Linked DNA regions of Homo sapiens: region 1 is linked to region 2. A link is a loop called in an ENCODE intact Hi-C map of the cell type or tissue named here. Cell type or tissue: mucosa of descending colon. All regions are shown on one strand. Each heading gives the region's core, and the rest is flanking DNA. Links, peaks and the distances in the headings are about the cores only. Region 1 has its middle 87 kb from the start of LINC02563. Region 2 has its middle 44 kb from the start of LINC02563.

What was found. Peaks named below come from ENCODE experiments on the same cell type or tissue, not always from the same donor. Only the 100,000 strongest peaks of a DNase experiment are listed, where the experiment ranks them.
Region 1: a loop joins it to region 2, with 4 times the contacts of the local background. A loop is called at or near these places in 3 of 110 quality-filtered maps.

Annotation. Positions count from the first base shown.
Region 1 is chr17:65,368,381-65,372,772 of GRCh38, reverse strand. No RefSeq gene overlaps it. Among named protein-coding and RNA genes, the nearest start is that of LINC02563, 87 kb to the left of the region's middle. In mucosa of descending colon, for the core only: no CTCF peak of the experiment used is centred there; DNase peaks (open chromatin) are centred at 842 and 1,872.
Region 2 is chr17:65,411,107-65,415,498 of GRCh38, reverse strand. No RefSeq gene overlaps it. Among named protein-coding and RNA genes, the nearest start is that of LINC02563, 44 kb to the left of the region's middle. In mucosa of descending colon, for the core only: no CTCF peak of the experiment used is centred there; a DNase peak (open chromatin) is centred at 1,918.

The DNA.
Region 1 (4,392 bases), core at 67-4,066, 43 kb after region 2:
GGTGGTGGGCGCCTTTGGTCCCAGCTACTCGGGAGGCTGAGGCAGGAGAATGGCGTGAACCTGGGAGGTGGGGCTTGCAGTGAGCAGAGATCGCGCCACTGCACTCCAGCCTGGGCGACAGAGCGAGAATCCGTCTCAAAAAAAAAAAAAAAAAAAAAAAAAAGAAAGAAACCAGAAAGGGAAGGAGCCACAGGCAAAACTCAAGGACACTATTTTTTGCCTTAGGTTTGTTTTAAATAGGGGTCTATCCTTTCAAGTCCCTTCTAACCCTGAAGCTCTAGCCATGTTGCCGAGACAACCTGCTTGGAAGACTGAACAGGTAGGATACAGCTTACCATTCTGCTAAAGTACAGCGTGCAGCAAGTCCATCTGACATGCTTGAGGACGTGTACAGTTATGGAGCCACACGGCAGTCAGACCCAGGGAACAGCATTCTGCTTCATCACCTGTAATTTGTGGTGGTGTTAAAGAACCGATACAGTTTTTTTGTTTGTTTGTTTTTATTTTCTTTTCTCATTTTATTAGTTCTTCTGGACTGAACCAATAATCAGCATAAATGGTGAGGGATTTTGCCAAAGTCTCATGTCCCTGATGACTGCAATTTTTGTCCTTTTTCCTATCTCTCTCACCTCACGCTTTCTTCCCCTTCTGTTCCCTGGACCCCAGGAGTCCCCCAGGCTTTCTCCCTGCTTCCTGCCCCCTTCAGAGAGTACCAGCACCAACAAGCACCATGCAGAAGGACTTGTGGGCCAGGAGGCCAAGGACTGCCTGGCAAACCTGCTGACCTTGCCAGGGAGGAAGGGGAGGAGAGGGTTCAGAGTGAAAGGGCTTTGGATCCTGGCATCAGGGAGCTGGGAGGTCTGGCATGAGGCCGAGTTGGGGACTGGCCCAACCACTTCATCTGAACTTGGCCACCAACTCATTACATAACCTTGGAAGCCACTTCTCTCTCTGGGGCTTAGTTTCACCATGAGCATGGGAGACAAGGATACACTCTGAAGTCTTTCCCAGCCCTAGCAGTCTATGATGTGAATAGAGACATGGACTAGGACCGAAATCTAGTGACATGTGCCCAAAATGGTAATAGAATTGAAAAAGCCTTAGGTTAGGCGTCAAAGGTGTTGAGTTCTCTCTCAGTCAGCAACGCGTAATGACCTTAGACAAATCGTGCCTTAGTCTCTTTATCCATAAAACACTTATCTATTTATATCTCAGGTTGGTGAATAAAATACAGGTGAAATAGCAGGTGGGAATTGTAAAGAAAAGATTAGGAAGTTACTCAGCGGAGATCAGGGCCCTGGTGGGGGAGTTTGGAGGCCTACTTTGGAGACCTACTGAGGTACCGTAAATGCCTGAAGGGTCTGGGGAAACCACACCTCATGGGAGAGAGGACTAGATGTCTTGGCATTTACAGGCAATTGTGTGGCTCAGGCAAGGCAGAGGAAAATGGAACCATTTCCTAACTCCTAGGGCTGTGGTCTTGGTGGACAGAGGATTCGACTTGAGCAGGGGGCAAGTGAGGGGCAGGGTGTGACATGTTGCACTGGACATTGTCTTTAGCCCAGTTCAGGAAGGGGGTGGTAAGAAATGAAATAGCACAGTTACTCTAGAGCTGTGACACTAGGAGTATTCTAAGAAATAAAAGGAGAAGTCTAGGCCACTCATCAGTCTGTTTTAGGAGAGGTGTAACACTTAAGATAGGATGTGGGTAACACCACAAGCCCGAGAGCACACATGGCCACCAGGGCCGCCTGTCTACCAGGGAGGATACCTGACCCCGCCAGGCACGGGGCCGGGGAAGGGAGGCACTGAGACCCTGGGGTTCCCGTGACTCTGCTGGTGCAGGCTCGGCTCTACAGATGGTCATTGTTCTCAACACCCCTTTGTTGTCCTTTCCCAGGCGCCAGGCGGGTGGGAACTGAAGAGTCATGGCTTACCCAGAGATAAGGTCTTTTTATGAGCTTCCTGATTTCGCTGAGGGAGGAACTTGGCCAACTGGCACGGATGATGGACAGTCCCCTCTACCTGGTTCCTTCTGGGAGAGTGGAGCTCTTTCCAGTGCAGACGGGAGGGCACCGACCCGCTCTGGGGAGACTCGTGCTGAGGTGCTCAGGTGCAGAGGTCCAACCCAGCAGGACATCAGCAAGAGAGAGGAGAAAGCTTTTGTTTATCCTGCTGCGGTTCACCGCAACAAACGCTCAGAACAAGTCCAGCCATCACTTCTGGATGTGGGCACACTAGCAGATCATTTCCCAAGATTCTTCTGGAAATGTCTCCTTTCTCCTCCAGGGAAAAAGGCAGTGAAGGAGATTAAAAGAAAATCCAAGAAACACCCATATATTTTATCTAAATTCGAAAACGCAGGAAAGACTTGAAGGTGAACCCTTGAAACATCATTAGTCAGGTCCAAGAGACTTTAAATGAGGTAGTTTGAAATGTTCATTCTGGTGAATTCATAAAGAAACAGGGACAGAGGCAGAGGAAAAGACACAGAGGGAGGGAGAGTTAAGAGAAAGAGATTTTAATTAAGGTAAACTTTTAGTATGGAAATACATGTGCTTGGTAAAATAGTCAATTAAAAAAGTATGTAGTGGCCGGGCACAGTGGCTTATGCCTATAATTCCAGCATTTTGGGAGGCTGAGGCAGGTGGATCACTTGAGGTCAAGAGTTTGAGATCAGCTTGGCCAACATGGGGAAACCCCATCTCTACTAAAAATACAAAAATTAGTCAGGCGCGGTGGCCTGCCCCTGTAATCCCAGCTACTTGGGAGGCTGAGGCACGAGAATCGCTTGAACCGGGGAAGCGGAGGTTGCATTGAGCCAAGATCTCGCCACTGCACTCCAGCCTGGGCGATAGAGTGAGACTCAGTCTCAAAAAAAAATAAAAAATAAAAAAAATAAAAAAAACAGTATATAGTGAAAAGTTGATCTTTAAATCCCTACTCTTCAATTCCTTGGCTTGTTTTCCCAGAAACAATTACTGTTACCAGTATGTTGGGTATTCTTATTTTCTTATTCTTACTTGGTAATTTTTAAAAATGTTTCTTGAAGATCTGTGTGAGATGAAAGTTGTTGGATATCTGAATATTATCCTAATGCAGAGAGCCTTCAAGGGATGCCACTCGGATTAACTCAAACCTGCACAAGTAGCCCTGAACCTAAAATAAAAGTTAAAATATTTTTAAAAGAGTATAAATTTTAAAAATAACAATTTCATTGTACATTTAAAAATAACCAAAAGAGTATAATGGGATTGTTTGTAACACAAAGAAAGGATAAATGGCCAGGCGTGGTGGCTCAAGCCTGTAATCCCAGCATTTTGGGAGGCGGACGTGGGCAGAACACTTGAGAGTTCAAGACGAACCTGGCCAACATAGTGAAACCCCATCTCTACTAAACAATACAAAAATTAGCCAGGCGTGGTGGCAGATGCCTGTAATCCCAGCTACTCGGGAGGCTGAGACAGGAGAATTGCTTGAACCTGGGAGGCAGAGGTTGCAGTGAGCCAAGATCATGCCACTGCACTCCAGCCTGGGTGGCAGAGCGAGACTCCATCCCAAAAAAAAAAAAAAAAAAGAAAAGAAAGAAAAGATAAATGCTTGAGGTGACAGATACCCTATTTACCCTGATGTGATTATTACGTGTTGCATTCCTGTGTCAAAATAACTCATGTACTGTGTAAATATATATACTTACTATGTAACCACAAAAATTAAAAATGAAAAATAAATAAATAAATAAATAACAAAAACAAAAGTACAAAAAATTAGCTGGGTGTGGTGGTGTGTGCCTGTAGCCCCAGCTACCTGGGAGGCAAAAAAAAAAAAAAAAGAAAAATGAAAAAAAGATATGTACATTTTTTAAAAACAGAATAAAAAGAGAACAAAACTTCTTTCCTGACGGTGGGAATAGTGGCAGGCAACGACGTTCAAGGTTCGGAGAATCCAACCGTAAACAAACACACAAACAGATCATAAAATGTGAGGTACTGATAAGTGTTAAGTAGTAGGCAGAGGATTAAAATAGACTGATATGCTGGTAAGTAATTGGGTGGTCACTCCCAGTCTCTCTATAAGCAGATGGCTTTTAAGGTGAATAATATGAATAACTGGTACATCTCTTCCTTCTTTGTTAGCTTTATAATCTCTAACAGTACTTAATGTTGAGAGTCGCTCCGATGCCATGTGTATGTCATCTCTCACTTATACAGACTCACACTGACATTCACACATTAACAGTCAAAGGGGCAGCCTCAGACCATCCACCATCTGGGGCCGCCTATTGTTCCCTCCACCCCCTTTCTTGTATCGGAACTAAGACCCCATTCTCCCCTGTCCTTATACACTCCACATGTCCCCCACCCCATCTGAGGAGTTCATGAGCAGCATGTT
Region 2 (4,392 bases), core at 78-4,077:
CAGTGAGCCGAGATCACACCACTGCGCTCCAGCCTGGGCGACAGAGCAAGACTCTGTCTCAAAAAAATAAATAAATAAAATAAAATAAAATAAAAAATAAAGATGCCCACCTCAATTCATACTCTGATGAATAAAATATAAAGTGGTTATTAATATCTAGATTGTTATTTGCCAGTTTGGAGACAGTGCTGTGGAAAATGCTTGCACAGAAACCCCATAGTAATGCCTAGGGTGGGTGTGGTCCATATAGTGGGGTTGGGATGGGAGAAGCCCCCACCTTCCTCCAGTTCATAGTGGTGTGGAAGCCACGCTCTTGGTGATCGCTCTGCCTGTGGCTCCCCTGGCTCCAGGGCCTGCCAGGGCAGAGAAGAGTGACTCAACAAACAGAGCAAGAAGGCTCAGAGAAGCCAGCCTTCCTGTCCCCTTTACCCGGTGATTGTCCAGAGAGGGGCTTGCCCATGCTCACCCAGCTTGTCTGTGGTGCCTCATGGTTTGCTCTTCCCTGGACTGGCATCCTCCAGAGAGCATGTCTAGGAACCCCCAGTTAGGGCCAAACTCAGATTTTCTAGGGTCTGTAGCTTACAGACCCTCTCTTCTGTAAGGGTTTTGGGGTCTCTCTTTAAGGGAAAGAATACAAATTTTTCACACCAACATGGCACATGTATACATATGTAACAAACCTGCACATTGTGCACATGTACCCTAAAACTTAAAGTATAATAATAATAAAATAAAAAAATAAAAAGAAAGAACACAAATTTTTACTGAAGTATCAGAAATGCTTACAGAGAAGTGTGTCTTCATCGCCACCTGGCTTCTCCTCCCCACTAGAACATTCTAGAACTCCTAGCACCTGCCAGCACTCAGAGGGGCCCATGTGAGTGAGGGGTCCTGAAACTTAGACATCATCAGTATTGGTAAGGCCCTCCCTCCTCACAAGAGGAAAAGGGGAAGGTTCTGTGTGTTCCACAGACCTTGTTCTTTCAAGCATGCCAGCCCCACTAGGAAAACATTTGCCACACAGCTCAGCTGCAGCCAGAGATGATTCAGAATGGGAGGCCGGCATCCTGGAGTCTCTCTCACAGGTTGCCTTGGTTACCTGGAGTCTTTGATCTCATTTTTGAGAGCAGGCATCTTTACCATGAAGCTTTCAGTTGATGCACAAAGGATGCCCCTGTAAGCTCAGTGACAAGAGCATTAGGGGGAGAGGATGATGCAGGGACAACTGCACAGAACACTAGACTGTCATCAGATCCTAAGCCTGCCTCAAGTTACAGACTAAAATGATGTCACTCTGAAGACCAGCAGTAATCTAAGTGCTTTTCATCAGATCGTCTGTGGCTGTCATAGCTAAATAACAGCATGTGACTCCGCGAGGACAGGGAGTTTCCTCAGGCTTTTTTTTTTTTTTTTTTTTTTGTGAGACCGAGTCTCGCTCTGTCGCCCAGGCTGGAGTGCAGTGGCGCGATCTCGGCTCACTGCAAGCTCCACCTCCTGGGTTCACGCCATTCTCCTGCCTCTAGCTGGGCTACAGGTGCCCGCCGCCACACCCGGCTAATTTTTTGTATTTTTAGTAGAGATGGGGTTTCACTGTGTTAGCCAGGATGGTCTCGATCTCTTGACCTGGTGATCCGCCCGCCTCGGCCTCCCAAAGTGCTGGGATTACAGGCATGAGCCACAATCCCCAATGCCCAGAGCTGTGCTCAGCACATTTCAGGTAGCCACAAAATATTTGTTGAATAAATGAATGCATTTGTTGCACACATACTATGTGATGGGAGCTGTGTTTAAAAACTTCAATGCTGGCACTGTCGCTCTGAAGTAGAGGCTGTTATTGTCCTTGTCCAGAAGGGACCAGGAAGGCACAGTAACTGTAAGAACTTGTCAGGGACACAGAGCTCAGGAGTGGCAGCAGCAGTCCTGGAGCCTTGCCCTCTGTGCTCGCAACTACAGGCACACCTCACTTTATTGCATTTTGCAATAAAGTGTTATTTACAAATTGAAGGTTTGTGGCAACCCTGTGTAGAGCAAAATATATCAGCACCACTTTTCTTTTCTTTTTTCTTCTTTCTTTCTCTGTCTTTGTCTTTCTTTCTTTCTTCTTTCTTTCTCTCTTCTTTCTTTCTCTCTCTCTCTCTTTCTTTCTTTTTCTTTTTTTGATGGAGTCTTGCTCTGTCATCCAGGCTGGAGTGCAGTGGCACTATCTCAGCTCACTGCAACCTCTGCCTCTGGGGTTCAAGTGATTCTCCTCCCTCAGCCTCCCAAGTAGCTGGGACTACAGGTGTGCATGACCATGCCTGGATAATTTTTTGTATTTTTAGTAGACACAGGGTTTCGCCATGTTGGCCAGGCTGGTCTTGAACTCCTGACCTCAGGTGATCTGCCCGCCTTGGCCTCCCAAAGTGCTGGGATTACAGGTGTGAGCCACCACGCCCAGCCAGCACCACTTTTCTAACAGCATATGCTCACTTCATGTCCCTGTGTCACATTTTGCTAATTCTTGCAATTTTTAAACTTTTTCATTATTTATCTGTTATGATCTGTAATCAGTGATTGGTAATCTTTGATGTTTCTATCGTAATTGTTTTGGGGTGCCATGAACTGGACCCATATAAGACGGCAAACTTAATAAATGTGTGTGTTCTGACCTCCACTGACCAGCTGTTCTTCCACCTCTCTCCCTCTCCTTGGACCTCCCTGTTCCCTGAGAAACAGCTATAATGAAATTAGGCCAGTTAATAACCCTACAATGACCCCTAAGTGTCCATATGAAAGGAATAGTCACACATCTCTTACTTTAAATCAAAAGCTAGAAATAATTAAACTTAATGAAGAAGACATGTTGAAAGCTGACATAGGTTGAAAGCTAGGCCTGTTGTGCCAACCAGTTAGCCAAGTTGCGAATGCAAATGAAAAGTTCTTGAGGGAAACTAAAAGTGCTACTCCAGTGAACACACAAATGACAAGAAAGTGAGACAGCCTTATTGCTGATATAGAGAAAGTTTAAGTGGTCTGGATAAAAGATCAAACCAGCCACAAAATTCTCTTCAGCTGAAGCCTAATCCAGAGGAAGGCCCTAACTCTCTTCAATTCTATGAAGGCTGAGAGAGGGGAGGAAGCTACAGAAGGAAAGTTGGAACCTAGGAGAGGTTGGTTCATAAGGTTTAAAGAAAGATGCCATCTCTTTAACATAAAAATATAAGGCGAAGCAGCAAGTGCTGTGGAGACACTGCAGCAAGCTATCCAGAAGCTCTAGCTCAGATCATTGATGTACTTGGCTACACCAAACAAATAGATTTTCAATGTAGATGAAATAGCCTTTTATTGGAAGAAGATGCCATCTAGGACTTTCGTAGCTAGAGAGAAGTCAATGCCTGGCTTCAAAACTGCTAGGAACAGGCTGACTCTCCTGTTAGGGGCTAAAGCAGCTGGTGAGTTTAAGTTCAAGCCAACGTTAGTTTACCGTTCTGAACACCCTGGACCCTATAAGAATGATGCTGAATCGACTCTGCCTGTGCTCTATAAATGGAACAACAAAGCCTGGATAACAGCACATCTCTTTACAGCATGGGTCATTGAATATTTCAAGCCCATTATTGAGACCTACTCCTCAGGAAAAAAAAAAAAAGATTCCTTTCAAAATATTACTGCTCATTGACAATGCACCTGGTCACCCAAGTGCTCTGATGGACATATGTAAAGGTATTAATGTTTTCATGTCTGCTAACACAACATCCATTCTGCAGCCCATGGATCAAGGAGTCATTCTGACTTTCAAGTCTTATAATTTAAGAAATACATTTCATAAGGCTGTAGCTGCCATAGATAGTGATTCCTCTGATGGATTTGGGCAAAGTAAATTGGAAAGGCTTCACCATTGTAGATGTCATTAGGAACATTCATGATTCATGAGAGGAGGTCAAAACATCAGCATGAACAGAAGTTTGGAAGAAGTTGATTCCAACCCCCATGGATGACTTTGAGAGATTCAGGATGTCAGTGGAGAAAGTTACAGCAGAGGTAGGAAAAATAGCAAGAGAATTAGAAGCGGAGCCTGGAGATGTGACTGAATTGCTGCAATCTCATGATAAAACTTCTTTTCCTTTTAGTTGATATGGAATAATTGTACATATTTATGGGATACAGAGTGATATTTTGATACATGTATACAATATGTAAAAATAAAATCAGGGTAATTAGTATATCCATCACCTCAAACATTTATCATTTTTTGTATTGTGAACATTTAAAAATCTCTCTTCTGAGCCGGGTGCAGTGGCTCACGGCTGTAATCCCAGCACCCTGGGAAACTGAGTCAGGTGGATTACCTGAGGTCGGGAGTTCAAGACCAGCCTGGCCAACATGGCAAAACCCCGTCTCTACTAAAAATAC